Regions from separate parts of the Mus musculus genome. Here all the other regions are linked to region 1. A link is a loop called in an ENCODE intact Hi-C map of the cell type or tissue named here. Cell type or tissue: left cerebral cortex. All regions are shown on one strand. Links, peaks and the distances in the headings refer to the core of each region. The heading gives the core; the rest is flanking DNA.

Region 1 (8,041 bases), core at 1,841-6,840:
CATGCCTTTAGCATGCCTCTAGCCATGGTGATTGAGAACAACAAGGGTAAGGGCATACTAAGTCTTAACTTGTTAGGTGAATTTTGGGAAACCAGTGTTTAATCGGAATATTTATAGAGCTACAAAAACTTAAATATGTTATAAAGATACCACAAATTAGAAAAATAATAACTTTCTCTTAAATTGTATTTGAGTATTCTCATGACAACTGATTTTTATTGCTTTGAAAAGCAGTGAGTACTCCACCAATAGTGTCAGAACACATCAAACACAGATGCCACTCTGCTGCCAACCTGAGCACCTATGAGCGAACGTCACAGACAAACAGTGGGAGCACTACCCCAGACAGCCACGAAAAAACAAGCTAACGTTATGGATGTGGAGGTTCTGAGCTCAAATGTCAACGTCTGTAGAAGAATAAGATGTTTGCTCCTAAAAAACCACAGGCCATTTTTAGCCGACACAAATCAGCAGTGGCTACCCTGAACCTAAGTGCTGTAATAGCAGGATGTGTGAAATGGGGGTGCAGGAGGCGAGGGACTGGGAGCTGCGGCTTCGGGCTCTGGAGCCTTGCTGTATGTGACTGTCTGACTGCTGAGCTGTCTCTGAGGTGGGGGCTCGGTGAGCAGCAAAGGGAGAAGCAAAGGCCAGCAGGGTGTGAGGAAGCTGGGGTAGGAGACTGAGGAGGACTTCATCCTTGGCTGCTGGGATTAAGGGTCGCACACATCTCAGAATGAGCCTTTACTTTATTTGGCTGAAAAACTCACTAAGTCTCTGTTAGAAATCAGCTTCATTCGGAGCCAAGCAGAAAAAAACAATAATGCTCACTGATGCTTATTAAATTTGACTAATCATTTAAAAAAAAAACCCTCAAATTTCAAAAATTAGCTGTCCTTAGAAGTCATTTGAATTATTTTTTATTTAATTTATTTTACTTTTTTTAGATTTTTTTTTTTAAATGAAACAAGTTCACACCAGTAACAGAAAAGACCTGGAATAAGCATCAGTCTGGGAGAGGCGCAGAGCTCACCTGGATAACTTCCGGCTGCAAAAAGAACATTGCCACAGAATCTGTTTTGCATCATCCAAATGCTTGAAACAAGAACACATAATTTTAAAGGAAAAAAAAAAAAGTGTCTACACTTAGCTAGAAAGAGCAAAGTTGTGTTAGAAATAGCATCTTGTGATATTTTGGTCGGTTTCTGGTGTTTCTGGTTTTTTTTGTTTTTGTTTTTGTTTTTCAGCAATCAATATAATTATGCAGTGCGAGAGGGCGGTGTTTATGCACATTACCATTTATATAGTGTACACAAACAGGGCTGATGGACACACAGGCCTGTGGCCACATCCTTGACCTCTGCCTCCCAGGAAGCCCGTGTGCAGTCTGCAGGCTGGAGTACTGACCTCCAGCTCAGCTCTGTCTGCGGCCGGTGCCCAGTGCCCACTCTGTGCAATGAGCCTGGTCTGAGCCTCAGAAAACTGTTCCCATAAAGGAAGTCAATATGCTAATGGTCCCAAAGTAACTGGCATGGCATGATAAAAAAAGCAGACCCTCCCAAAAAAACAAACACACACACACACACACACACACACACACACACACACACACACACACACACACTCATCCGTGAAAAGCCTGATACCATATATAAAACCCTGCATCATTCCCAGTGGGTAGCTCTGGGGTCCTTTCTGGGAAACGGAGGAAGTACATTTACACCTTAAGAATATTCCACCTTGCCAAATCACACGAAAATGACAAAAGTGTTATCTTTTTTTTCCCCCCTGTGAAGAGTGTTCAGATGCCAAACTGGCACAAACATAAGTACCAAGCTGCAATGCTGCTCAGTTCAGTCAAAGCAGACGGCTTTTTAACTTTCACACCAGTGCTCTATGGCTGGCATCCTTGTAAGCAGAATGTCTGTTCCAATGGGCTGATGGCCAAAGTCCTGTTACTGTGACTCAGAGCAGCCACGTACCTCGCCCATTCACGCTGAGGACTTTGGCGGCACCACTTACACAAGCTAAGAGGTGTGAGTCAGCATTTTGTGGCGCCCATTTTCCTGTGTGTGTCCCTTATTTAACACTGGCCTGGCTCGCAGCAAGGTTCTATATTCTGTATAAGCTGGCCCACATATAATGAAAAGAAAGAGTCAAGCAGTCCCTCTTAGGAATATTACTGGTGGGTTGAAATGAAGAACCAGCCTACGATAGCATTCTAGACTATTTTGGGTAAGTCTGCTATCAAAACTCATCCAATATCAATATATCATGGTCACTTTCTTTCAAAACTCTATGGAATTAATTGTACTGTTACTGCACAGACATTTCTTTCTATGTATAACCTTCTCCTATAGAAAATTCTCTATATAAATGTATAGTGTGAAGATGTCAGTCCAACTTGCTAGACAAGAGCTACAGACCCCTATGAACCTCTGTTCCCACCTGCTGAAAAGGGCAGAGGCTCTGCCGTAGCCCACAGGTTGATGCAGAAGCACGAGGGAGAAGTGCTTGGCTGTACGATGTGCTTAGTACACAGCCTGAGAAGCTCACCCTACTGTCAATCACTACTGAGTTGTATGAAAGAACGGAGGGGAGCAAGCTGGCACAGGCAAGGGAGCTGCTGCACCATACACACGCACACGCCCAGGCACAGCAGACATGGCAAGGGAGCCACGGTAGACGCTTGGTAGTAGTAGCAAAATCCTCTATGATAATTAATAATAATGAGGTTGTGGTGAGCAGGCAGGACCAATAAAGCCAAGGATATACATGTTCCTGTCTCTTCTATCTGGGCTAACCTATGTGTTCTTCAAATATGCTGTGGACCGTAGGCAAGCAGTCTGTTCAAACCTCAGTACATCTGCCGCTCTGAAAGCTCAGCGTGAACTTTCACACAGTATGCTTTACAGACAGTAGAAGACAAGAGTACATTATATGTGACTGCCAAATGACAGGCAACTTTGGGTATTCTAGGAGGGAAAAAAAATAAGTTATTTTGGCAGCAAGAAAAAGTCCTGCCAATGTGCATCCATGTAAGTCGTCTGTCACTTTAAGAGCTGAAATAGGAAAACCTGTACCAGTTTTGTATTCTGTTCGTTCTTTTCAACTCATTCTAAGTTGCCCCCTGGGAGTTAGCCCTCCACCAAAAGTCTCTTTCAGTACACAACTAACTCTCTCTATTAGGCTTGCCCACCCCTGCTCTGCCGTAACACTGCCTCCTTTGTACTTGCCTGGTGAACTGACCAGTCACTCGGTACAATGGCCACAATTACTAAATTACACTGCCTGTCACTGCTTTTGTATCACACCTCTAACAGGTGCCATTACCATGATAGGCAGATTGTAATAATCCATTCACAGCATCCACGGCCTTAATAATGTATTTTTTTTTTTATTTTACATAATCTGTGTGAATGCCACAAGGCATCTGAATAGTTAGTAAACACACAGGCCTGAAAGACTGAGCCCCATGGAATGCAGCCGCCAACAAAGGCGCCCAGGACAACGGACCTGAATGCAGCCACGTTCCTGATAAAGCGGATATGCTTACAATTACATCCAGTGGAGAAATGGCCTCCAGACTTTAGAGTTTTCTAAAACAAACTTATGGGCCCGAGAGAGTAAAAAACAGGGTATTGCCAATCTGAAATGGGTATCTGTGCTTAAAACTACACCCAGCGGGCACGTGAGTAGAACCACACCGTCGTCTGAGCGTGGCGAGAGCCTGAGATGAGCCCCTGGGCCTGCTCCGACCATCCTCTAGCTTCCTCTTGGCCTCTCTCTGGTCCACTGCTCAGGCTCCCCTCCTCGCCAGAGCCGCCATGTCTGAGCTACTAGACGACTCTTTGGTCATCTGTAGTGGCTAATTACTGTAACTGGCTTCTTCTTCGTTGGCTTCCATGATCACCCCCACATCCTCCATCATCTCTTCCAAATTCCTCTGCCTCCAAAATGCTCTCTCTCTCTCCCACTGCCATCCTTTTGGAGAGCTTACTTAACTCCACTGAGCAGAAACATGCTTCCGCAAACCAGCACTGCACCTGCCTGTAGGCGGGATGTGAGCTAACTTTCATCCCTTGGCTGCTTTGCTTAATCTAACACCTCTTTCCTCCTTACGACACAGAAACTGGCTGCCAGTTCATTTATAGCACAGTGCTTTCCTGCTACTAAAACTTTTCATTCTAAATGTGCAAAGATCTCTCCTGACTCGCTTAGAGAGATTCCATCCTTGCACATGGATGAAAAGGGAAATACAAGCAAACAAACAAGCTGAGTCTTCCAGGAGAGCTCTCCGCATCGGTTGTCTACACGTCTGAACTCCTCCTGTCTTTCATCGATGTCCCGAGTCCTCACCCACACTGCTCACACTGACAAGCACTCACCACTAGTGCTCACACTGACAAGCACTCACCACTAGTGCTCACACTGACAAGCACTCACCACTAGTGCTCACACTGACAAGCACTCACCACTAGTGCTCACACTGACAAGCACTCACCACTAGTGCTCAGGCGTCCAGTCTGTCACATGCCAGGAAGCGAAACACACCTGAATTACAGAAATGTTAAACTGTGGAAAGGTCCTCATTTCACAACCATAAGATACAGTAGTCCTGCATTTTATTTTACTGCGTACTTAAAACTATATCCACCACACCAAACTCAAGACTTTAGAGACACTGCTTAGAATATTATAGTTTTAAAAATAATATTTAAGACAGTTTAAAACATGAATTCAAGAAGGCGGGGTGTTTTAGCAATGAGATTACATGAAGAGGAGAGCTTAGATCTTGCCCCTTACCGTGAGACACGGGGAAGGAAATGAATGGCAAGTAGAGGAATGATCCGATAGGAACTGAACCTTCCAGCACCTCAGCCTCACTTTAGTGAGCTCTTCAACGGTGGGAAGTGTGTGCTGTTTCAGCCTCCTAGTCTGACCTGTAGCAGGCCAAGCCGAGGCCTACACTGTGTGACCTCACCTGACAGCATCCACAGCATGCTGACTTTCAGTGAAATTCTCAGCATCCATCTTATCTTGCTTGAAAACACATGCTGTTAAGTTAGAGCTAAGAGTTCTAAATCCACGCATCGCTAACACGAGCTACAGACTGTGACCTTGAGGACAGACTATAAAATGACTTTAGAAACTGAGACTGGCATTTTTTTTTAAAGTATGCTATTAGAACATATTAGCACAGTTAGAAAGTGTAAATGCTAGTGTAGGAAAATTTTACCAATATTATTGTGTGCATATGAACTGTGATATGAAGCACACACGCACACACACACTCACACACACTCATATACTTCTCCCCTAAAATATATCTTTATTAAAGGCCAATCACTTGCTTTGAGGTAAAAATGCTGCTCAATTTGTAGCACTGAAATATTCTTCTCTTTATAAATGGTTAGAATTATGTACTTCTTTAATCCCACAGCCACACCATGGCTACTGAGACCTCCATCTCACAACCAACCAACCAGCCACGCACAGCGCAAGGATTCGGAGACTCCCAGTCCCTCCTCTTCATCTGCTTACACCAATAATAAATAGCTGTCAGGTGACATTCCTCAGACTTATCTGGTGAGGATTGTTTTAAATTTGTTTTTAAAATTCAAATATCTGCAACAAATGATTCAAGGCATATAATGAGTTTTTTAAAAATAGAAAAACATAATTAAAATTACAGAATTCCCTATGAACCTGCAGAGATTGGTTGGAATGAATGGGGTACATGCAAGAAAAGCAGCTCAACACTCAAGCATGGAGTTTCCCATCCTCTGAAGGGCCCAGGCAGCATCTGCACGATGGAGACCATTCCTCCCCAAATCCAAGGGTAACAGAAGGCATTTATCTATTTCTCCATTCCTTTTTATTTCTGAGACAGCTCAAGTTGTCTAAAACTCGAGATCATTGTGTGCTGAGTGACAGGCAGCAGGTGTGCATGTCACGTGTGCTCTCCAGCTCATTTCCAAGTGATAGAAATCCATCTCAAATTAGGGAAAGAAAAAGATACAGAGGGTAGAGGAAATATAGATTCCTGGAGTAAAGATCTCTGGTTGATATTATGTAGTATGAGTGATCCATTGGGCTAAATGGCCTTTTAACAAGTAGATTTTTAGATGTATCTCATCTAACATCCAATTTTATTTTTGAGCTTTGATAGAAAATATGGAGAATCTTCCAAGAAAACCGGAAAAAGCCACATGGACAGCAGAGTGAGACATACACTCTGCATTTCTTGGCTTTATGTTTGCCCTCTACTAGCTGCACCCAAGTTAAGAATTCTAGCAGATCTGTAAGTCTCCTTTCCTTGGGGGTGGGGAGTTCAGGATGCAAGTCTTTACTCCACATGCAAATGTCATTGTTCTCTGATGTCTAATAATGAAGCTAGTCAGAGGCCACTGTTTGGTATTTTCCCAGTTAACTTACACTGTAGTACATCCAGAATCCTGCAGGGTCACTGGGTGTAGGGAACTGACCACGAAAGCAGAGGAAGGCAAGGAGCCTACTGTGTGTCACAGGGAAAACTGCATGGCATGGCATGACTCGCTTGCTCTGGAGGCAATGAGCTTTGTGCTGAGCGTGGCTTCCAATCATAGCTTTTTGGCTAGCGGGACTGTATAAAACACCAGTCCTTATGCTTTGGGCTAAGGGCATGCTCCCTCAGGCCCAGGACCATTCCCACCGCGCACTCCACCACTGGTGTGACTGCACTCCGTCCCTGGATGAACCAGAAGCATGACTGGTGTGGAAAGCACCTCACTGGTCTCATGTCATGGTGAAATGGAATGTTTTCATTTCACAGCAATCCGGTTAAAATACATGTCATTGCCCCATTAAACAGTGGAGACCATTTCCTATTTATTTATTTATTTATTTAATTGACTTAAAGCTCCTTTTACAAATGGACTCCCTGGGCTGTTTACAATTAGTACGATGGCTCTTTCTTTAATGACAATTCTCTTCTTATGATGTCAAGTCTCCTCGAGTTTTTCCGTTCAAGATAAAGAGATAAAATAAGCAAACAAGTGCAGACTGCAAAAACAAACTGCTTCTGAGGATTTAAGTGTGGGATGCCTTCAACAGTGCCCAGCCCCACCCACACCTTCCATGCGGAGCCTATCTAGCACAACAATGCTGGCATTGTCTTCCTTGAATTCAGCAATGCCAAGGAGAGACAGAGGCTTTCCTCTAGTCACACAGGGCCAGGTAATTGATGACCTAATAAACTGCTTCCTGGGAACAACTACCTTAACATGTAGGGTTTTGTTATGGGTACTTTTAAGGGACCCTAAGATATTTGTCCAAGACTGGTGTTCTATGTTATAGATAAATAAGTTCCCTTATGACAGACACTGGATCCATGGAACACTCCTAGTTTTTCCTTTAAATTTGGATGGGATAAGCCGGATGGGGGGGATATTTACACAGAGCTTGGGACAAACAAAACAGATCAGGGGACTGTGAAGCCCATTATGAGATTCTAAAGAAGCCACTTGGTCTCTCAGCTTCCATTACCTGCTGCACTGTCTCCCCAGCTCCAACAGTGTAAATTCTTACGACACGGTATTGGATGCACAGGAACAACTTAGTAAATGTTGTATGTCTATTAAAATTCTTTCATTTTCATTTTTACTAGAGTTCTTTTAGGATGAATGTGTAAAAATTCTGAAATAGATGGTTCTTTATTTGAAATACATTTCTTTATTGACACAGAAAATGGATCAAAAATGTTGACCGTGTCCCTCAGTATTGAAGTGTGTGTGTGCCTGCCATGTTCAACACCACTGGTTCTAGCCTAGCACCCAAAACACGTATCCCGCTAACCACATAATATTCAACTGTTGTCTTAGTATCTCCAGAGGAACGAACTAATACATGAACGATAGTTTCCTTTGACATTTAAACATTTTATTTCAATACTTTGCTTTCCTTCATTAAAGGAGCAACTTTAAAAATTGTCTTGTATCAAAATATGGTCCAATATCCATTGAGCAGTGGACTGCATCTTATACTAATTGACCCAGCTGGAAAT
Region 2 (8,041 bases), core at 1,725-6,724, 100 kb before region 1:
TAGTCCAGGGTTGCTAAGCAATAGCTCTGTTTTCCCAACTTAACACAATAAACTGAACAACATCACAAAAACCAGTGCTAGAAGTCTCTCTTCCTGCCTTGAATTGATCATGAGGAATTCATGTATGTTTTTGGATAAATACAGTGGCACTCAGACTTGACTAAGGCTCCATATGTAGAATGGCAACAGAGACAAGGGACGAACATGCTGCACTGTCCAGAAACTCGGGTGACGATCACAACCATGATCTGTGCCTGCAATTGATAGCTGTTTTTCTATTTCCAGTTTTAAAATAGGCGTATACATAATAGTCACATGACTTGACCATTTAAGGTAGGTATATACATAATAGTCGCATGACTTAACAAACGTGGGGTTTTGGTAGTTCTACTTAATAGTAAAAACGTCACCAAGACTGGCTTTAAGGTATGTCTGATAATATTTGCTAAATATTATAGCTTATGAGTCAACATTGCTTCTGGAAGCTTCCATTCCAAAGCAAATGAATCCTCTGAATTTAAAATATAAACACCCAACTCTAGATAGATCACACTTTGAGGAAGAATAAGAGCAGGCAAAAATCAGGGCGGTTCAAATGCCTTTCGATAGCAGGAAGAAGAGTATAAAATAAATGGCTGCAAAGGGAAAACACCTCAGCTCTACTTTTGTTTTTTGCCTATGAAACAAAGCTACAAATACACAAACACAAATATTTATGTCCATGAATTTCTCTTCTGAAAACAGACAAACAATCCAATAATCTTTTACAGAGCTGGGGAGGTGGCATAGTCAGTAAAGTGCAAACTTGGGGACTGGAGTTTGGATCCCTAGCACCCATTTAAAAGTCAGGCCCATGGTGTGCTTCTGGAACCCCAGTGCTGGCAAGTGGAGGGAGGCGGATGCCTGGGTCTCCAGGACCTGACTTGTCACACACACACATGCACACACACACTCACACAGAGGCACACTCTCACACACACAAACTGCAAAGAACAAATAAAAGGAGAAGATCCACAAGTTTATATCTAAATTCCTTATAGTGCTAATTAATGAGGTCTGTTCTCAGTGTTAACCACAGTGATCAGTGAATAAACAATATTTAATCATAACTGGAAAATTGTATTTCATTAGTTTGGATGTCAAAACAACAAGTCGATCAACCATTAAAATACAAACAACTGCCTTCTCTGTCACCTTCTGCGTGGAGACCACCACACAAAAACCACAGAGAAAGAAACAAACAGTTAAAGCCCCTGGCACTGCCAGGTGCTGTGCGTCAGAGCCTGGCAGGTCTGAATACTGTCTTCCTGTTTGCTTGTCTTAATGGTCTGGGCAGCACACATTAGTGAGCACAGAGAGAAAATCTGTTCCCTGAATATAGTTTCTTCAGTGTTCAGCCACTTCAGTCTGAACAGTGAGAACCAAATTCAGAATGCAACAAGTTTCTTCTCTGCTCACACTAATCCAAAATCAGAGGGTGTTTTCCAGAGCTTTGCCAGACACATGTCAGCCAGGCTCAGGCCCCTGCTGCAGAAATCCTAAACCATGCTAGCTGAGCACCAGGGCATCTGTTACCAGTCGCACTCACTGAAAGGCTCAAGTCTGGAGTGGAGGAAACCTATAATGCCATTCTGAGTAACAAAAAGAGCCTCAGTGGAGCCGCTGACTCTGAGGTAACACTCCTTGTCTCCTTGCCATGTCCACTGACTCACGTGTAAGCACCTCTCCTCATACCTTCTCTTGGGTACCCCTCTCAGGGGATACAACAGACTGAAGGCGTGTGGAGGGAAAGGGACTCTAGGATCTTTCGTAGAGCTCGCACTGTACAGCAACGTGCAGTACCTGGTTCTTTGCAAATCTTTCATGACAATTTGTACTTTCAATCAAACTATGCTGAGGACAGCAGCAGCAACAGCAGCAGCAGCAGCAACGACAACAAATTAAACCAAACCCCCAAATGATCAGAGGCAGAGTTTAGCCTTCTGTCCTGTGAAGCCCTCATTGCTAGCTAAGGGGTCTGGGGGTGCGGAGAGGAAGGCCTTCTAGAGTGGCAGCTCTCCCACCTACACAGCCTTGGGCATTTCACTCCTGGCTGTTGGGTGAGGGGCAACTGTGGGTAGTGCCTATCTGTGGGCACACAGGACTCCTTCAGGGTGCTCCCCACAAGCCTCCATCTTTGTGTCTCCCTTCCGATGATCCTGCCAAAGGCTCGAGTGTACGATGAAACTGTATGCAATAAGCCGGCATCATGTTTGGACGTGAGGATCTTTAGAGCCTGCTAGGGAATAGCATGAATTTGAATGTCCCAAACACAGGTTGGAATTTTGCCTTGGAGCTGGGATTGTCTCTGAGTTTTATGACAAAACAATCATCATTATTACGGGAAAGAGTAAAATAAATGCTCACAACAGCAATTATTGAGAGAGAGAGAGATTACTTCCCCCTACCCAGCAAACAGGCCTTTTTATCTTTTCACCTTAAATATTTTTTTTAACAAACCTTTTTTTGAGACAGGGTTCCATGCATCCCAGGTTGGCCTACTGGTTACCTAGCAGAGACGACCTTCTGATCATCCTCCCTCCACCTCCTAGGTGCTGGTATTAGAGGGGTGCAGTACCATGCCTGGTGTAAGCGACTCTGAGGGGTCAAGCCCAGGGCCTGTGCACGGCGGGCGAGTGCTGCAGCCACTGAGCTACAGTCCCAACCTCCCTCCATCCTGCCAGTGTCATGAGGCAACTTCTCTGCCTTTCGCTGTCCCTGCTCTTTCTGTCCTACTGGCTCCCTAGTAATGCTGATAGAATTACTCACCCCTACACTGAAACCCCCTTTCTGTAATTAAATGCACATGTTTGAGGGTAGATTAAAAACTGCAAACACCATGTGGAGAGGTTCAGAGTAAGCACAATGTTAAGTACTTTCTTAAATTTAAACTTCTCATTTATGGAAATCAGTAGAAAGGTAAACTTCAAAACCTTTCCAGTGTTAAGGGTGAAGCGTGACGTCATCACTCTGGTTAACTGATCTAACCTCAAGTGTTTGTTCTCTGAGACCACTGTCAAACTGATACCCACACTTTTAAGTACAGATTCATCTACTTTGTTTAAAGGTGTTGGGAAGTAAAAATGTACCCCAAAAGACCAACGCTGCCACCCGCCAACACGCTTCTGGACACGATACACTTTTCTTCTTCCCATTTCTTCACAGATCTTTACCAAAAAGCAGGGAGTTAAATTCGCTTGCAGAAGTCTGTGTCCTTTCCTCACTGGCCTGCCTGCCCGCGCACTCGCCCACTCCCCTGCTGTCCATTCTGTTCCCAGAGACTGCCATGCACAGAGGCTCTCAATAGGACAAGATTCCATTCCTGCCTTTGATATTTTACCCCAGAAGGTGATGGCATTTATGCCCGATCCAGTCATTGACACTTTCTATCATTCAGTGCTCCTGATGCTGGGCATTTATCATGTGAAATGAAGTGACTGGTGACAGACAAACCTACTTCTTCTCCACACATTTTGTTCTTACCTATGTTTTCTTTCATGTTTTTGTACTTCAAGAATTTATCAGAGGCTAGGAATCCAAGTGAGAGAAAACAGAAAATATTTGTATTTGCTGATGATATTTTAATCACAAGGGAGATTTTCATTCATCAAACATTTATTGGATGCATATCACGAGCCCAGCTCACTGGCAGGGTGATGCAGAGATGAAAGCCAGTCCCTGCCCTCCAGGGTCTCCATGTCAGAGTTGGGAGACAGGCAAGGAACCCAACAAGGACAACACAGCAATGCCCCGCCCCCCCACTCCCGCATGCTGTGTGCAGGCCACTGGAGGGAGGGAGGGCCTGGCTTATCTCAGGCAGCATGTGGATGATGGCTTTTTTATGTGACACATTCAGTAACCTTTAGATTATTTCAGATTTTAAACTATGCATTTATTTTAATGTATAAAAAATGCATAGTGAGTGCATTAAACCATGAGTTCATGGACAACACTGTATGATAAAGTTGGAGAGTCTTAGAGTTTAAAAAAAACGTGTGTGCCGGGAGGGTGGCTCAGTGCTGAGGATGGGCCTAGTATGACTAAGGCCTGGCTTGAACCCAACCTGGAAAGAAGGAAAAGTGTGCTTCACAGATATGGATACATACCATACATACATACATACATACATGAGAAAGTGTGCTTCGCAGAGATGGATACATACATACATGCATGAGAAAGTGTGCTACACAGAGATGGATACATACATACATGAGAAAGTGTGCTTCACAGAGATACATACATACATGCATACATACATGAGAAAGTGTGCTGCACAGAGATGGATACCTACATTCATGAGATGTTGGCCAGCCCATGGGCCATCACAGGGTCACCATGCTACACAGCTGAGATCTCCAGTGTTCCCGAGTTGCACTTCCTTGAGGACATAGAAGGAAAGGCTCCAGTGCGGCCTGGGGTGTTTCCATTAGGTGAAAGGCAGAGCATGAGAATCCCCCAGCCCAGCACCTTGTCAGACTCATCATATGAAGAATTGGCACAAACTCCATTCCTGAGTCTGGGAATCTCAGAAGCCATGTGTCACTGCAATTACCCTTAAACTGCTTCTGATGGAGAGTTGCTGTGCAGTAGTTAGTTTTAATCCACACCCCAGGGTACTCGGGCTTGATATCTGAATGGGACTACATCCTCCCTCAGGTATTTAGATAATGTTTGAAAGACTAATGAAGTGTAGAATTCCAGAGGCAGTTAAGACTGTGTGGCAGCTTTTTTTTATCTTATTAATTAGTTACTCTTAATTAGCATAGCTAATAATGATGGATTAATACATTAGAAATGGTACTGAAATATGAGGACTGGCTTGAAGCCTCGTCATTAGCACGTCCATCACACGTGAGAAAGGTTATCAGTCTCTCAGGGGACCCCGCTGGGTCTCTATGAAATTCTGTCCTTGGCTGGATTCTATCTTAGTCTAGCAGGAAGATTTTTATCACTAATTTTGACTAGAAGTTTAGACGACTTCCGTTGCTAGAACATTCTCACATTGGCCTCATGGGAACCTTTCACTAAAGCTGTTACCACTCCTCACCGTCAGGAGAGATGGCAGGGACTTCAGTGGAGGGGGTGAGGGGGGGCGGATGACAATGTGCAGTCAGTGGTATATACTGCTGTGTGGTAAAGTTCAGCTAGGATCTGCCTTGATTTCAACATTTGTCTCAGGAAACCATGTATAAGACCAACCACCTCCAAATCAACCCAGGAAGAACTTATCAGTTGTAGAAACTAAATGTTCTAGGATTGGCTGTCTGATGAATTAGCTCTCTCAGAGTGGTCAAGCAGTTTGTCCAGTGTCATGTTGCTGTTAGATACTGCACATCTTTGTGTCTAGCCCTGAGATTTGCACTTCACTGGTGAGCTGGCATAGGAACACAGGTGTGCAGGGTGAGTGTGATACACACCTATACACTATGGAGTCACTGGCTATTCCAACCATTTGCACTGTGTGTCTTCTATGGGCCTGGCCATGTGGTAAGTGCTTAACACGGTTTATATCTTTTTTTTTTTTTTTTTTTTGGTCTATATCATTTGACTAAAACCTTGAATTTTACAGGTGGACATACTGGGTGCAGAGCAGTCTATGCTGGCAGTACATCAGTGGCAAGAGATAGCCATTCCAACTCCAATCTTCTCATCCCACAGGCCCAGCCCACAGTTCCCTGCAGTGTATGACAGGGGTGTAAAATGGCTGATAACAACTTGTGTGGCTAAGGTCAAGTACATTCAAATGACAGGTGGGCAGTACTCTTGCCAGCAGAATGAATCTGCCTTATAGTTTGAATGTGAAGTGTCTCCCGTAGGTTCATGAGTCTGTTTGGAAAGCTGTGGAGAGTTTAAGAGGCGGGGTCTCTTTGGAGGAAGCTGGTCCCTGGGGGTGGGTCATGAAGTCATGGCTGACAGCTCACTTATTGTTTGTCCTCTGCTACTTGAACATAGATGCAATGTGCTCAGCTGCCTCACACCACTACTGGCTCCTTCATGATGGGTCGTATCCTTTCAAACTGCAAGCCCAGATAACTCTTCCCTCCCTTAAGTTGCTTCATGTAAGGGAATTTCATCATGATGGCAAGGAAGGCCAGCAGTCAAACAGGAATTAGGGTGACCAGGAGACCATGTGCTATTTTAAGAGGGTCTGAGTTGCTGCCATCTATTTGGATGCACCAAGAATTAAGTGCATGATAACCAGAAGTCTCCTGCACTGACACAGAGACACAAACATTGACAAGCTCTTGTGAAGTTCAACATGTTATTTACCTAGCTAATCCCATTCCTAGATGCTTGCACAAGAGAAAATGAACCTATGTCTACAGAAAGATGTGTACACAAAGGTTGCAGTGCCATTATTTATACTATTCCCAAACTGCAGGCAGCACATCTAGTTCCCATCACCAAGCCATAAATAGGTAAATTTACCACACCCTCCTCTGGGATGTTAATTAACAGGCACGAGATAACTAACTCGTGACAAAACAGGTGTAACTCAGAAGCTCTACAGTGTGTGAAAGAAGCCAAGGCAGGACAACATGCTATGGAATTCCATCCATATAAATCTCTACAGACAGCAGATCTCTGCTGTCAGAGCAGCTGCCTGGATCAGCACAGGGACAGAACTGAGCTGGGGAAACCCAGTAGAGGGGGGAGGGGCTGTTTTATATTCTGTGGGTCACGGTAGTTTTACAACTGTATGTAACTGCCAACATCCATTTAAGATAATACTTAAGTTGGGTGAATTTTATTGTATGTAAAAAAAAAACCACTTATGCAGATGCTATGAATTAAAACAAAACAAAACAAGCAGACTTGCTCCGAAGAAACACAAAACATAACAAGGGATCGGCCATCACCTTCCCTAGGGCTGGGCTCGGGAAGAGTGAAGCTAGCTGGCCTACTCTTTCTTTAGACTTTGTCAGATGGGAAACACTCCCCCATCTCACAACTGCCCACTGCATTCTTGATCCCTATCCTGAAACTCAAGTTCCCCTTGAGGTGCAGACCAGTTTTGCTGGGTTAGCCCAACACCACATTGGTGGCAATGCCCTACAGTGGCGACATACTCTGGCATATGGCAAGTGCATGCCGGAGCCTTCACCCAAACCATTCACACCTTCTTGTGAGAGTATGCTGACCAGAGACATCTTCACCACAGAGCAAAGAACATCATTGCTTATTTATGCACAGTGTTATCCAGATGGTCACCAAACACTTGAAATCCACTTATGCAAGTGGCCTGAACGGACGGATGGACGGATGGACGGTCTGGAGCAGAACAGGTATGCCTCAGGACCCAACCTAAAAGAGGGTTTTCTCAGATGCCGGCTGAGGATCTCTGAGACAAACTACAGATAGCCCTTGTATTTTCTGAAAAAGGCAATGAATGCCAAATGCATGCTGCTGGGCTTTCCCCGAGTCTCTATAAATGTCACAATCATTTGATGTAAAAGACTCCATTAACTACAATATCAAAGTAATGTTAGTAGTGCAAGTTATAACGCTGAATAAAAGAGAAGCAGCCAGAATGTAAAGTTTTGTTTACCCTGGAATTAGAACCACATAAAGAAAAATGTCAACATATGCAAAAAAAAAAGAGTTAAAAAAAAAGTTTGTGTGTGGATAATTACAGTCATATTGGGTTATAGCAGTGTGCTTTTTTTTTTCTTTCCATTTTTTATTAGGTATTTAGCTCATTTACATTTCCAATGCTATACCAAAAGTCCCCCATACCCACCCACCCCCACTCCCCTACCCGCCCACTCCCCCTTTTTGGCCCTGGCGTTCCCCTGTTCTGGGGCATATAAAGTTTGCGTGTCCAATGGGCCTCTCTTTCCAGTGATGGCCGACTAGGCCATCTTTTGATACATATGCAGCTAGAGTCAAGAGCTCCGGGGTACTGGTTAGTTCATAATGTTGATCCACCTATAGGGTTGCAGTTCCCTTTAGCTCCTTGGGTACTTTCTCTAGCTCCTCCATTAGCAGTGTGCTTTTTTTA
Region 3 (8,041 bases), core at 1,919-6,918, 60 kb after region 1:
ACTGAATGGATCACATGAAGACCTTGAAGAGGAGGGCCCGAGCTTTCCACAGAGAAGCTCAAGACAATCACTGGTTAATGTCAGGGTTATTTTCTGAAATCTCACTAAACAAAGGACCACAGTTACACACACAGTAGAAACCAGCACACAGCTGCACACCATACTTGGCATGAGAGCTCTGCACACACTTGAAGACATTTGGCAACTCTGCAACCTTCAATTCAGGGAAATGATCCTGGGATCTTCATTCATCTTCCTAATTTTCCAACCCTTTAATCATCTGAGGACACAACACAGAATTTTCTTTGAATTATCTTTAGGCACAGTTGTTTCAATTGTATACAGAGATGGACCGAAGACTCTTGTAGAACCTAACATGAGCCAAGGTGCCTTCAGTATAACTCTAATATGTAAATTTGGGAAGGTAATTTATTTTCTCTGTTTTTATCTCTGCCTCATATCATATGTACATTTTTTTTTTCCTTTTTGTGATGCTTGGAATCGAATTCAGGGCTTAGGAACATACTAGGCAAATTCCACTAAGCTGTAACACTGGCACCATACTTTAGTATGGTTTTTGGAGTTAGTGGCTATCAGTAATTAAGTTTGACTTCCTGCCCTTTGATGGAAACATATTTAAAGTAGACAAGTCTCAGATTCGGGCATATAATGAGCCTGAGCTCAGATTCTAGCTCTGATTAAGAACCCTGTGTACTTCAGGGCAGCTTGAAATAAACCTTATAGAACAACGAGTCCACTGCTTATCACGTAAGAGACATTTGAGAAAAGAAACCACTCTGATGGCAGCCACTAGTGAGTCTATTCATTTTAGCCTGCTAAACTGGACTTGTCATCGGCACTCCCGTCTAACAGCAGATATGGCCCAAGTCTCCCTGACTATGAGGACCAGTCAGCTATCCACTTCCTCTTGGCTCCTGGAACTCAGTTTGGGCTTTCGGTTTTGGTCTTTTAGCTTTGATCTTGTTGATATGTGATAGAAACCTTCTCCACTTGGAACCTCTTAATTGTCTAAGAACTTTGGTTCTCGCTCACCTTCTCTCTGTCTCTTGAAGAGAAAATACTTTATCTCAAGCTCTGAAGAACTCACACAGCAATACAACATTTAAGTGTCAAAGGCGATGCACTTGATTATCAGCAAACTACTTCATAGTCTGAGTTAAACTAACTGCGATGTAAACTTCAGTTCTGCTCCTGTCTGTGTAGCTACAGGGAGGATGCAGTATCTCTATGTCTCAGTCAACGTATCTGGAATAAAAATGCGTGCTTTGTAGTAAAGTCTGAAATGATCTCTGTGGTCATAGCTTTCTATGTTGAGGTTCCCTAACCCATTGTTCTTGAGGAATAAGAACAAATACACTCTAAAATCTCCACTTAAGGCAAAACTAAAATAGATATTTATTCACAGACACAAATATATGGAGAAGTGTCCCAAAGCTAATGAAATCACGCAGAGGCCACACAAGGAAGACGACACGGCTCAGAAGATGACAAGAATACCGAGCAGCAGCTGGATTCAAAATGCACCAGCCAGAGCAAACCATTCAAAAGCACAAAACCTGGATTGGGGGCTTTGAAACAGAGTGGAGAAACAGGAAGAATCCAGCTGCTGGAAGACGAACCCTCAGACAGACACTGTTCAAAGGAGCAAAGGTTACGGGGTTATATACGGAAGAAGTATACTTCTCAGAATATGGTTAGAAAGCAGAAGAACACTGTTAGACATGAGCAAACGAACAAGTAGGAGAAACTACAAAATCAAAGTTTTGAATACCTATCATAAAGCTAATCATATAAAGATAACAATCTTTTAAGTAGTTATTTAAGTAAATAAGGTTGATTCCAGAAAGTCATAACCCTGTCATAAAAGAGATCCTAAGTATTCTCCTTTTGCACTGGTTGGAAGTTCAATGGACACTCAGTAAAAAGGAACCAACAAATCACCCAACAGACTTCAAAGTCTGCATGGGGCCTGGTACACAGGGCAGAGTTTCAGAAAACCCAAGCTACAGAATGATGTAGTGGGCTCACTGACCCCCAACGAATGCACTGGAGAGCTGAGAGAGGCCCCTCCACATCACACAGCAGGAGAGCTGAGACATTTCCCTTAGCCCCACCCCTCTTCCCACAAGACTCCAGCTCTGGGCCTGGTGTGGGGACAGCACCAAGACACCTCACATTTTAGGATGTGGTCATCTTAAGGTACAATGCAAGACATCAAAGCCAAGACCAATGTACAAGGTACCTGCGATCGTGGCTGCTAAAGGCTAGATCTAGGGCACAGGAACTATGGAAGGCTATCTGAAACACTCCAGAATTTTAGGCCATTAACAGTTGGCATAAGCGAGGGAGGGCACAAGGCTCAGCCTATGCACCAGGGAAGACAGAAACGCCCCCAAACCACAGAAAACACAGAGAACTTGCCAGAGACTCAAGAGGTTGGCAGTAGGACTATAAAGCTGGAGGTTCAACCCAGAAGCACACAGGGCCTCTAGAAACGCACTTGTGCTGAAAGATTTCAGCCCTGCTGAAAGGCAATTCAAACTCAGGCTCCAAATACATACACCGAACAGACAACAGTAGCACACCCTCATATACAGCCCCAAGGATCCAGCCTCACTGCTGGGCCCAAACACAGGTGAGTGTTTTTTGGACCGTCACTGGTTTTCAGTAAAACATTACTCATTTGACTTGTTTGGCCATTGACTATATGCATATATAAGACATATGGTATATAATCTTTAAAAATCCAAAGACCTGTAAGGGGTCTTTAAAACTCAGGAAGAGGGTGCCAGCCAGGCTAAACTTTCACACACCAAGTCTATACCATTATAATGGCAACAGCATAAATAAAATGACATTTTAGATAGGTGAGAGCTGAAAGAATTCCTCTCTAATGAAGCTGCCCCCCGAGAGATGTTGCCAAGGGGCCAAGTGCTTGCCTTCCACTCAGCCTAGAAAGAAAAATGTTATGTGCATCGAAGATTTTTTTTTATTAATTGTAAAAAAATAAATAAAAAGCTCCAATCAGAGTAAATTTGGAGGCAAACATTTTTTCTAGCCGTGTCATGAAGTGCACAGCATACGTAAAGGTAGAGTATATAGTATGGCAAAAGTAAAATGTTTGGGAGACAAGCAAATGGAGTTCTTATCGATGAGCCTCACGCTGCTCATAAAGTAACACGATGATGCCATTTAAAAGTAGATAAAACAACTTAAAGGCTCACACTGTAATCTCCATATGAATTGTCAAAAAAAATAACACCAAGAAGTATAACTAAAATTTAAATAGAGAAGACAGAACCAAATACTTAAAATTGTGTCAATTACCCGGAAGAAGAGATGGAATAAGGAGCTGTTCATGTGACTGATGGCATACAATTGATGACTTCATAAAACAGGCTCTCTGCTGCCGTGAAAGCAAAGGAACGCTCCAGCTCCTCACTGATACAGAGACCTCCCTCAGACCTACCCGAGGGCTGAAGAGCTGCTGCGTGTGCTATCACACAGACCATCGGCCACTTTTTCCAAGCACCATTTTGTTCCATTGGAAGGAGAGGCGGGAAATGTACACTTGCTCTTGTCTGCATACAGATCTGGAGAAATGCATGAAAACTCACTCCCAGTAGTTACCTGTACTGGAAACCTGAGGGAGTCAGAAGGAGGAACCAAGATGGGAAGCAGATGGCAAGGGGAATTCCACGCGCATCTTCGTCATACTCATACCTCCACCACCACCACCACCACCACCACGCCAGCAGCACCCTCCCAAGCATCTGCGGGGTCTTATTTTAACTCCGTGGCAGAGAACTTCAGGCTGTATTTTTAGGAAAACTCGTCAGCACTTGCCTATGAATATTTTGCTAGATAGCTTACATAATAGGAAATTTTCAAGGTTACAGAATTTTCCAAAACAACTGAACCGTTTCCCAAGGGAGAAGAAGGATTGGCCAGGATGCTGACAGGGATGCCACGGGGAGCAATCACACTCTCTACCCTGTGAGAGGGAACAAGAATTCAGTGAGCCCTTTCCACTCCCAGTTTCTGGAGATATGTGACATCAGACATATGGGCAGATCTACACACAAGCAAAGTAAGAAGGGGTCACTAATGGCCCCTGAACAATGGCAGGGACCAGTGTTTTGCCTGCTTAACCACAATCAGTAAACCTCTAAAACTGGGCAGGTAAATGGTGAACTCAGGAGCTAAGTATCCCCTAAGAAACCTCTTCATGGCTCATGTAAAAAACACTTAGAAAGTAGATAAAGGGCACTGGCTGTAGCCTTGTGTCCCAGCACTCAGGAGACATAAGCAAGCAATCCATAAGCTTGAGGCCAGCCTGGTCTACATACTAAGTTCTAGGCCAGCCAAGGATATGTAGTGATACCCTCTCTAAACAAAGAAAACAAACAAAAGAAGACGTCAATGCAGAAAACATTGTACACATGCGATGGCACACACACATAGACACAAACACAACAAATAAACAAAATAAAATGTAATAAAATATTGAAATACAATAATTAATACAGTGCTCTTAAAAATCAAAGCAAATGAAAATATTGATCAGGAGGAAATACTTAGAAATAATATCACATTTCTTACTTTAAAAAAAAATCTATCTTATGAGCTCTAACCTAAAATCTGTCTACAGAGAATGGAGAGATTTATAGTTATTAAAATAATTTAATCATAAAAAACAGAAATACATTAATTATTTATAAAATTGAAAGTGTTAGAGACATTTTTTAAGAAGGCATAAAAGAGGGGGCTAGAGAGATGGCTCAGTGGTTAAGAGCACTGACTGCTCTCCTGAAGGTCCTAAGTTCAAATCCCAGCAACCACATGGTAGCTCACAATCACCCATAATGAGATCTGATGCCCTCTTCTGGTGTGTCTGAAGACAGCTACAGTGTACTTAGATACAAAAATAAATAAATCTGTTAAAAAAAAAAAAAAAGACATAAAGGCTCCTGATAGGTTGAGGGAAATTCTGTGAATAAAGCTACAAAGTTTTATTGAACAACATGTTTTTAGAGTTAAGATAAATAAAACTAATGAGAGAATAAGAGGATGAAAGTTGAAAGCAAGGACTTCAGACATTAATAAGAAGGCAGAAAAATGAGACTCCAATGGACCATGAAAACGGAGGGTCAGAGAGAGTCCAAGGGACCACGACATCCAGTTCCATGAAGGGGTTGTCAAGGAAAACTGAGAGAGAGTTAAGACACAAATTGAGAAAGGGGCCCAAACACAGGTCAGTTCTTTCTTTTCTTTCTTCTTCTTTTTTTTTCCCCGAGACAAGGTTTCTCTGTATAGCCCTGGCTGTCCTGGAACTCACTTTGTAGACCAAGCTGGCCTCAAATTCAGAAATCCGCCTGCCTCTGCCTCCCGAGTGCTGGGATTAAAGGCGTGCACCACCATGCCCGGCAGGTCATTTCTGAGGTATCATGTCTACTATAGTGGGAAGAAATACAATAGAAAAAAAGACTAAACACCTAAAATTCTCCTCATACATATTTTTAAATGCCATATTCTGCTTCCTCTAAATGCAAGAATATTTACAGGCACACACGAGAAAATGCCACTCTCCACAGAGCTTGGGGATTTTTGCATTTTCTTTAAGCTGGTGCTGACCCCCAGCAGATGAATGATGGATCAATAGCACCATCCTGCCACTGTGATTCTCTTTGGACAAAGCTCTGCTGGGTAACATTTCAGTCCTGCGGTAAGAGTGGAATAACTCAGGCAGAAAGGCCTAGGAAGGAGGACATTTATTAAAGTGACAGACTACCTGAGCAGCGCACCCACCACCTAAGCAGACGCTTCTCTAAGAGTCTTCCCTGGAAGATGCCAGCCCTCAAAAGTCACGTGAACAAAGACAAATAGCCACTGGGCCCAGACGCCAGCACCACCCACTCTATCTTTACTTCACTTAAACCCTGAATGAATTCTCAGAACCAGCCAGGTAATAGTCTGAGTAAATACTCACTCTACAGGCTTCCTGCGCTATGCGGTGCCTGGCTTCAGCCTCTTCTTAAGGCACAGACATCTTGTCCATCTAACTGGTCATACCATCTTATTAAAAAAAAATGTTTTGCAGAAAGTGTCTAGAAACTCTGAGAAGCAAGGAGTCTCTCTTGACTTTCTCAGTGGTTGGTAGTGGGGCAGCAGGAAGCTTCCCATGAGTCAGAGGTGAATCAATCAAGAGGGAAGTATCCATTTTGAAGCATAGTTAAGTCACCTTTCATGGTCTTACAAGGTGAAACATCGATATGCACTGACATCTATAAGTTGTACAATAACTGCACTTTAGAATTGAAGGCTCCTAAAGAAGAACTTAGCCTGACCACCAATCAATCACGGTCTAATCACACAACAATTCTCTGGCCAGTATAAGCTGTTTGTTCTGCTGATGACGGCCACTATTAGCCCAAAAAGTCATTTACACTGAACACTGGCCTGAAAGTATTTTATGACGTAGATAATCCAGTGAAAGAAACAAAACAAAGATTGCAAATATCCTAAGGGACACCAGACTTTACCCAGGGGTGAATTACCAGAGGTCTCACAGCATTCAACACAAGCAACAGGGCGCCGACTGAAAGCAGTGTCATGGTCTCTTATCTTAAGAACTATCAACCTGAGAAGTCAAGTTCTTTCATCCTTTCTTGTGTACAAGATTCATCTCACTCATGTGATCGCTGTGCAGATTCCTCTAGACCCACTCTCTGGACACAGGAAGAGAAGTGCTGCTCACCTAGAGAGTCAGTAATTAGCAGTGTCTGCACAGAGTCAGCAAAGGCAGCTTGTGGCCTTACATCAGAGAAATCTCTGGCCAGAGAGGCTTTCTCTCCTGGGGGCTTGGCCAAATTTAGATTGTGCCTTCTAGAAAGGAACAAGACATTACATAAAAGTCAACCTAACTTGTGTTTGAAAAACACAGCAGCTAATATATTTCGTAGTGCACTGGGCTGAGGTATTCTTGTGAAAGCTGAGTCTGCAGGCATATATGCCAACTTCCTTTCCTAACAGTCCTACCAGGCAGACACTATCACCATTCCCATTTTCAGTTATGAACATGAAAAAGCTATTTGCTGAGTTCAAACAGCTAACTAACCAGTGTCAGAGTAAACCCATGAAAGCAGCTTCTAAAGAGAACCTCTATACAGCTAATCTAGTTTCTCATGCTCAGACGTTTCTCGTTTTTTAAATACTTATTATAATTATTATACATAGAGGTGTTTTATCTGCATGTCTGCCTGTGCACTATTGCATGCCTGGTGTCAACAGAAGCCAAAAGAAGGCATCGGATACCCCAGGACTGGAGTTACAGATGGCTAAGCCACCAGGTGGGTGCTAACAGCTAGTGCTCTGAACCCCTGAGCTATCACCCTAGCTCTTCTTTGTTTTACATTTTAGGCAGCGTCTTAGGGTTTTGCTGCTGTGAACAGACACCATGACCAAGGCAAGTCTTATAAAAACAACATTTAATTGGGGCTGGCTTACAGCTCCAGAGGTTCAGTCCATTATCATCAAGATGGGAGCATGGCAGCATCCAGGCAGGCATGATGCAGGCAGAGCTGAGAGTTCTGTCTTCATCTGAAGGCTTCTAGTGGAAGACTGACTTCAAGGCAGCTAGGATGAGTGTCTTAAAGCCCACACCCACAATGACACACCTACTCCAACAAGGCCACACCTCCCTGGGCCAAGCATATTCAAACCATGACAGGCAGCATCAGTTACACTCACTGCACTACTGTCTTCCATCCCCTATATACACCCACTTACCTGCTCCTTCTTGCCCACTCTCATGTCCCTGCCTCCTTGCCTGTAGGCTCAGCACAAGAAGTCACAGCAACCATGTGTTCATGATTACAAAAGCCATGTCATACCCAGAAGACAGCATCCCACCACACTGCCCCCCATTCACCAGCTTCCACAGTCCTTCTACCCAGTCTACAGCATTTCTTAAGTCTCAGAGGGAGAGACATGAGTGCTTCAATTAGGACTGAGAGCTCGA
Region 4 (8,041 bases), core at 1,390-6,389, 85 kb after region 1:
AGAAAAAAAGTGTGTGCACTGTATGTGTTCTCATGCATGCACCTGTGTATAGTATACATTATTTGTCCTGAATCCAGAAATAGCACAAGCATATGTACATATACAGAGAGTCCTGTGTTTCCTTTAAGAAAATGTAAGCCTGGCCCGATGCATTTGAAATAGCAGCTTTTAAAATGCAGTGTTCACATGAAGACACTATAGTGCACTGACTCTGGGTTCCAGGTCAAAGCCACAGTCAGTACTAGCTAAGAACTCACAGCTTGCCTTTGTTTTATCCAAAGCTCAACTGAGAATTTAAAATATTCACTTTGCCACCTAGAGAGAAAAATTATATATGCATATCTTCTTTGTTTCCTCCAACTAAAGATTATCATAAAACCTAAATATACCATAAGGAAATTAATTTTAAGGAAATTTCATACAATGTAATTATAAGATAACAGGGTTTTTTTGTAATTAAAATTTTTATTTAAAATCATTTTAGGGTTTTAAAAGCAAAAAGAAATTAAAATTAAACTCAAATTCACACAGAAAAAAGAACTTCCCTGTTTTAGGTGCAAAGCTACCAAGTGACCCAGCACAAGCTTCTAATCCAAACGGGGCTGGGGCTTTGCCTAGCTCTCTGTCTTAGCTTCCTACATCAGCTACTCGGTTCCAAATTCACAAGTATAGAGAATCACTTGAGGAGCTGCCCTAAAAAAGCCATCACAACAATGTACAAATCACACCTACACCAATACAGTCACACGTGTGTGCGCAGAAGACCATCTGGTGTCAGGGATGTTTAAAGATACCCAGATCCCAACATGCAACAAAGGCAGGAGACCAACTTTGTATTTTGTGCCCAGAATATTTTAACCAGCTCCAAACTCTCATTGCCCCAGTGGGCCCTGCTAACCTTCCAACCTGTCCTGCAGTTTATCCTGGTCATTCAGCTGACTATGTTCATCTCTCAAACCCCTTCTCAAGGCTCAGTCTGGACGCCAGTTCCCACAAGGCACTTCTCTCAAGCCCGTCTGCAGCCATCATGCTGGGCTGGATGCTTCTCTGTATTTTCACACACTCTCCTAATGACCACCCCTCAATTCTGCTTACCACAGGATTACAATCACTAAGGCTATAATCAATATGAAAAGATGCAAATTTGGGGTTGAGGCTATCGATCCCTCGCTAAGTGCTTGTCTCCCACCTGTGAGGCCCTAGGTTTAGCTCCCAGTAGCCCACACCCAAACCAACGGCAGCAAATGGTTGAGAAGTTTCACATCTAAAGCTAAATTCAACGAAGCAGCCAAACATTACCAGCTTATAAGTTCTCTTACGTAGCTTCCCAATTTTCCCTTGAAATATGTGCTTTACTGTCGGAACCGGGCTCAAGTCATGTTGTTTCTGTTTCAGAACAAATTCTCAACAGATGGGAGGGAAATTCGGTAGCTTTTAAACTACCGGGCTATTTGGTTGTTGGCTTAGGCATGCTAGCATGAACTCTGCTCATGTTAATGACAATTTTTAGGGAAAAACTACAGACTCCTTTTCTGCCTCTAGTTACAACACTAACTTCTGAAGGTTTCAGGGAAGTCAATTATTAGAAACTAGAGAAAGAATAGGAAAGAAAGCCAAAGACACTGCATGTGTATTTTGAACTCCAGATGAAAACTTGGCGCAAAGACAATTCTAAAGAGTAATAAAATGCATACGATAAAAAGGCATAAAGTATATAATATCATAATTTCTCTACCTTTAATTCTGCCTCTACTCCCACAAGGTCAAGGAGAAAGCTTGCTTTCTGTTCCCACAGATTAATTTCTAAGATGTCTTTTACAAAACAAAATGTACTGACATACAAAAGCAACCCAAACACGAAGGCCACGTCTGCGAAGGCAATGGAAGACTGAGCGCCTCCTTCCTTTGTGTAAGCTCTGGCAGCTCGGCCCCTGGAGCCCTGAGGAAGATGGTTTACAGTTTTTAGGATTTTCAAGGATCTTCTGACCTTGAGATACTTTAACCTTTAAATTCTTTAATTATAGGATTACGGTCTGTACACAGCGAACTTGCCGACTAAGACTTAATGCAGCTCTCCAAGTGCTTTTATACTTAACGATCCTATTGGACCTCCATCCTTCCCCTGTATGTGGGCAGAATTCAAAGGTTCATATCAGGAAACTAAAGCACGCATGCTGGAGGGCCCAGACCACAGGCCCTGTGCCTTCTCGCTATTTCCCACTTGTGTCTTGAAAACATGGTCCATGACCAAATTTAGCTCACTTAGAATATAAGAAAAAAATAAGGTATTAACTACTTCTAGCAACCTGAAACAATATTTACCTGATATTTTTGAAGTGTAAATAAAGCCTCTGAATAGAATACCTGAATCAGACCATATTTGCAATGACTACCCCCGAGCCACATTCCTTCAGTAAGGAAAAGAAAGCAAAGTTTAAACTTCACTGAAATAGCACCTATAAACCTGTAGGTTTCTAACTGAGAGATGGAAACTTTCCTCTTCCTATGTGTAGTTCAAATATCATGTGACCGCGAGTATGACCCCCCCCCCCACACACACACACACACACACGCACACACACACACACTCTCCTTCAGCTGAAATGCATTTGTAGGTGAAGTAAGAGCACCACGAGCCGGGGAGAAAAGTGTGGGCGTGCGCTTCACAGACAATATGCAGCTGCCTTAAAACATACAGTGAGTCCACAGAGTGAAAAACACTAAAGAAGAGGAAAACCAAAACTTGTTCGCTGGTGAGTATGTGAAGAGGCAATGGATGTTCAGTCGTAAAAGTCCCAACAAGCAAACCTTAGAGGAGAGAAACATCAAGGAAGGGAATCTGCGCTTCCACTTTCCACAGAGGTCACTTTAAGAAACTGGCTAAATGTGTTATGAACTGGATGGTTCACAACAAAACCAAGCCTGAGGGAAAAAATAAAACTCTTAAATCAATTTCACTCCATATTTTAAATTTCTTATACCCTTAAGTATGATTTTTTTTCCAGCCTCCGAAGGACACAAACTCAAGCCAACTAACAAACAAAAATGAAACTATTTTTACACGTGGTCCACTACCCACCAGGTTTATACTAAGTTGAAATCAATAGCAAAGTCTGGCATGGTCCATCCGAGCCCTACTTTAACGCCTTGTATAAGCAAACTTAAAATAGTTGACAGAACGCACATCCTCAGCTACTATTGCACAGCTTGAAAACCTCCCCCTGGAGATGAGATCTGGCACAGTCCCCATCAGCACCAGCTGAATGCCCTGAAAGGCTGTGAGCAAAGTCAAAAGTGCCTAACCCACTTTAAGCTGTGCTCTGAACCTCGCCGGCACAGAACTGGATAAAAGACAGTAAGAATAGCATGAAAAGCAAGTCAAGATTCACGGAGAGAGAAACGAGATGTCAAAACCGTTATGTATCATTTCAAGTTACCAACTGATTTTAGTTTGGCAAAGCACAAGCCTGGCGTGTCTTATTCAAATATTGTTGTAGCCCTAGGGCCTAAGTCTGAAATATCTAGTTCAGTCGGTAGTGTTATATTATACAGCCATGAATTTCCCTTGAGCATAAACTTTAGGAGGGCAACGAACAGAGGGGAACCGGTTTATTATGGAGTCATCACCTTGAGGGTTTTGGTTTCTTCGGGAAATATCGTTGCTCATTGTCATCTTCCCCCCTTTGATGCTGGATGCACTCAGAGAGGACATTCATTTAGAAATGAATTAGCTACTGTGATGCCCAAGGAATTGTGGGTCATACCTGAGAAATGAGTGCGCCATGGAGAAACCAAGTAAGGCGCGCACAGTGCTCATCGATGCCAGGGAGGCTGAGCAGCACACAGACGAGGACCGCACAGTCTCTGGCCGTCCATCTGAGGGGCCACGTGACTTCTGACCGCACAGTCTCTGGCCGTCCATCTGAGGGGCCACGTGACTTCTGACCACGAGACAGTGTGTAAGCAACCAGGGGAAAGTTTACTATTTATGAGTGAACAGTTTAACATTAGAACAGAGATGGCTTTTTGACTATGGCAATTAGCTTCTTCATGTTCCAAACACCAAGTAACATTTTCCCATTAATTTTTAAACCAATGTGGCTTTAACTTAAAATAAACTGTACATCAAAAGAATGGAAAATAAACAGCCAGGAACACAATTTGACGAATTGGATTTATTTAGTTTATTTATCTAAACAGGGACCATTGGATCTCTTTAATAGGCTGACAGTTGCACTGGGCTGGTTAATAAAACATTCAACACAGTGTCTTCAGCCAATATAGAAATGCAAATCCCATCAGAAATATTTTATTCATGAGGCAGTAATTTCTGTTACTACCATAGTTGCTTCCTTCCTTCCTTTTCTTTCTTTCTTTTCTTTCCTTTTTTTTTTTTCTAATGGCACTCTGCAAACAAACAGTGCCATCTAGTGACCAATGAAAAAGTCAAGTTTGTCACAGGCTTATAGTTAAGTCTGGCAAATTTTTACTCATTTTTCTTATTTTCAAGTGAGAGCACAAATACAAGTAAACAGAAAAGTTTGAAAGTAGCTGGCCAATAAAAAGGATTATAACAGAGAAAATTTCTAAAACCAGTAAGCCACACACACACACATGAACACACGTGAACACACATACACACACACATGAACACACACACACACATGAACACACACACATGAACACACACACGAACACACACATGAACACACATATGAACACACACACATGAACACACATACACACATGAACACACACACACACACATGAACACACATAAGCATGCCCTCATACATACACACAAACACCAATTTACCATTCTATCTAGAAAATACATACCTCAACTACATAGACAAATCAAAATGTTATAAAGCCTAAGTAAAAAAAAATGGCTCATTAATCATAAAGTGGCATCATAATTTTAATTTTTTAAAAAGCAATGTCACATAAGGAAATTTTTTAACTGAACAACAAAAGCCATCTGAGACGCTGACAACACTGAAAGATAGATAAGTCGACACAGGATGCATATGTGGGTGCACACATATCTGTTCCAGGACATACATGGCCTGGCCGCCATGGCTTCGGTGAATATGGAAGCTGTTTTCACAGGTCACCAAAGTCTACAGGGCCTAAAATCAATAGTCTCAAGTCTGAGGTGGTCATCATAAAATTACTCGCATTGGGAAAATGTCAGAGCTTTATAGATCAGGGAAATCTATTATGGCCCACTTCGAAAGTTAGCATTAAGTCCCAACAATACAATTCGTAGAGTGCCAAGATCATAATACTATTTCACTCAAGCACACATGACAGGGGAAGGGTCAAGGGCATGACCCTGTGATACTTGCTATGTGGGGAGGCCAGAGAAGCGCCCTGCACACTTGCTTCCCAGGACCGAAGGCAGGGTTACAGCCGAAAACCGTCTCTGGCGTCTCCCTACCCACCATGCCGCTCCACCTGTGCCCATCTATGTAGAGCTACCGAGGCTAAGAGCCTAAAATAAGAATCTCACTAGCAAAGATGGCTGCTTGCATAACCGCTTTCTAACTCCCTGCCCTGGTGGGACCTGACAAAGCCTATTCTGCAGGAGGAGCATGTGTGCACATGCAGAAGCTTTCTAAACAGACCACTGCCTTTCCCCAGAAAGGTCACAGGCTTGTGCAAATGCCTAGCAGAAACAGTCAGTGAGTTAGAGTTCAGCCAGCTGGGAGACCCACATAGGTCTGCCAGCCGCCTCAACACTGGGAATCTTCCTAGCGGAAGTACTTTAGAAAAAGAATCCCAGCTGCGTTCCACCCTGGAGTCTGTGCAAGAGCTTTATAGATCAGGGAAATCTATTATGGCCCACTTCGAAAGTTAGCATTAAGTCCCAACAATACAAGCCCCACAGTCACAGAGACTTTCTCCTACAATGGTTTGAGACTTCAGTAAGCAACACACAGAAGGTGCTCCGCTCTGGTCCAACTTCAGTTGTTATTTCTTGGCATCATCTAACATGGAGGAGAAGCAGAGAACAGAGCAGAAATGACCTACAAGAGAAGCCTAAGGAACAGAGTCCAGAACAAACTGCCAAGTGGTGAACTGCAAAACTGAAAACTCTGTATTAATCTGTCTTCTACGAATGCTCCAGATTATAAATCTTACGGGGACACGTTCACTGCAGCACAGTAAGGTGTGAAGGAAATAAATAGAAATATACAGGTGTTCAACAAGAGTTAACATCACAGAGAAGACAACATGCTCCCATTAAAATGATCTAGAGTTTATAGAAATTTAAAATGGAAGCATTAAGAACATATATTTTTAAAATATGGATGTGTGACATCATTATTATGTAAAGCTATTTACGGGAAAGGAGAGATTAGAAAACAGCCATCCAAAATGTAAAACATGATTCTCCTGGAGCAATAAGGCTAAGTTGATCTTGTTTTTTAAAATCTTTTGGGATATTCTGACATTTTATATAGAATGAAGGAGTATAACTGTTATAAACGGTGACATGTTCATGGAGAAGGGACGTTTCTTTGCTCAGATGGTTCTATCCAGTGCTACAGGTCTGGGGTTGCTAAGAGATTTACCATGACCGTAAATAAATCTTAATAAGGAGAGGCTTTTTATTTTATATACTGGTATACGATGTGGGACCAGGACTGTACTTGAGAACCCCCAACCATATCAAGCTAAGGCTTATAAAAAAAACACTACAAAGATTACATGTATTTGTCTACATGTAGGGTCTAACATTAACATATATGCCATGTAGTTGGCCTAGTTATCTTTTTGATTAGATGATGCAAGTTTGATAACAAAAGCAAAAATATAAGTTATTCTTCTGACCTACAGTCTTGCTAGAACAGCGAGTCTTACGAGGCCCGTCAATTAACAGTCTTCAGTGTCCACGGAAAGGGAAGCAGCTGCCGGGGCGCAGCTTAGGGAAGCTGCGGGCTACACGTGAGAGCCATTTCTTGCCTTCTTCTGGTCTCTCAAATGCAGTGAGCCTACACTTCAAATGCAGCGTTAACCACACCAGCTCCTGTATTTGTTAGAATGCATGCGTGTTCCTGAAGAAGGTTCAGGTATGTGATATCTGCTACACATTACAGCTGAGACCACCCACACCTGAGCATGCTTCAGCCGTTTCCTACAGGTCCCACAAGATCACAAGTCTGCTATCTCAGGATGTTGCAGGGACAAGGAAGACAGCATGTAAACAAAAGCACTCAGCTCCTGACCATTTGACAAACAAACAAACAAAAAATCAAATTTAAATTCCTCCTCCTCGCTCACACTTTAGTCTCAGAAGGAAAAATAGGGGGCGTGCACAGACTGTGCTCAAGCCCACTGGGCCGGCGCCTGCGGAGACGGTGCAGGTAGGAGCAGCACCCTTTGAACCCTGACCTAAGGCACTGACCCAGCAGTCTGCAGGCAGCTGGATGTCTAGGCGCATTCACTCAGCCTCACTGCTGAGACTGTCCATACAAGTGCCATTCTCTGATGTCCACAGCTCTGTGCTGGGAGCCGGCTTAACAACCACATCACATAGCCTTTCCAGACAGGGGCAGACAGCTTTCTGGCACCTGTGACCTGGGAGATGAGTGAACTTAGACTGGGGCTGGAGTGCTGCTTCCAACTCCCCTCACAGTCTAGCTAGGCTGTGTGCTGTCTTAAGCAAGCCCAGCTGGCAAGAAATAAGTGCAGTGACAGAAATCAACCACAAGATGGTGCTAGCACCACAATGCAACCCCAGAGAAGCTGAGCACTTAACAGACCTGAGGACTCTCATCCTGGTTCACCACACACTATTCCATTCTTTTCTATTTACTTAGACTTGGCCTAACAGCTTATACATCTTTGTAGCTTAAAAAACAACAACAGCAACTTCAAAGGTGTTTATTTATTTATGTTTTGTTAAGATACAATCTTAAATTTGTGGGGGGGGGGGGACCCAACAACCCTCGGCTCAGTATTTTTCGCCTTTCGCTGGTTCACTTTCTTTGACTCTTCTGACATCATGGTCTTTGTAGACTAACTCCATGTT

Evidence for each region. Peaks named below come from ENCODE experiments on the same cell type or tissue, not always from the same donor. Only the 100,000 strongest peaks of a DNase experiment are listed, where the experiment ranks them.
Region 2: a loop joins it to region 1, with 9 times the contacts of the local background. A loop is called at or near these places in 6 of 42 quality-filtered maps.
Region 3: a loop joins it to region 1, with 13 times the contacts of the local background. A loop is called at or near these places in 3 of 42 quality-filtered maps.
Region 4: a loop joins it to region 1, with 2.6 times the contacts of the local background. A loop is called at or near these places in 3 of 42 quality-filtered maps.

What each region holds. Positions count from the first base shown.
Region 1 is chr19:55,418,059-55,426,099 of GRCm38, reverse strand. The region is part of intron 5 of Vti1a (vesicle transport through interaction with t-SNAREs 1A); the gene reads right to left. Among named protein-coding and RNA genes, the nearest start is that of Vti1a, 110 kb to the right of the region's middle. In left cerebral cortex, for the core only: a CTCF peak has its summit at 4,065; DNase peaks (open chromatin) are centred at 2,631, 2,862, 3,145, 4,058 and 1 more place; H3K27ac peaks cover 497 bases.
Region 2 is chr19:55,518,770-55,526,810 of GRCm38, reverse strand. All of the region lies in intron 7 of Vti1a (vesicle transport through interaction with t-SNAREs 1A), which reads right to left. Among named protein-coding and RNA genes, the nearest start is that of Gm41871, 180 kb to the left of the region's middle. In left cerebral cortex, for the core only: no CTCF peak of the experiment used is centred there; DNase peaks (open chromatin) are centred at 3,276 and 4,041; H3K27ac peaks cover 987 bases.
Region 3 is chr19:55,358,532-55,366,572 of GRCm38, reverse strand. All of the region lies in intron 3 of Vti1a (vesicle transport through interaction with t-SNAREs 1A), which reads right to left. Among named protein-coding and RNA genes, the nearest start is that of Vti1a, 46 kb to the right of the region's middle. In left cerebral cortex, for the core only: a CTCF peak has its summit at 4,884 (motif pointing left); a DNase peak (open chromatin) is centred at 3,781; H3K27ac peaks cover 867 bases.
Region 4 is chr19:55,332,482-55,340,522 of GRCm38, reverse strand. The region is part of intron 3 of Vti1a (vesicle transport through interaction with t-SNAREs 1A); the gene reads right to left. Among named protein-coding and RNA genes, the nearest start is that of Vti1a, 20 kb to the right of the region's middle. In left cerebral cortex, for the core only: a CTCF peak has its summit at 4,430 (motif pointing left); DNase peaks (open chromatin) are centred at 2,668, 4,422, 5,542 and 5,717.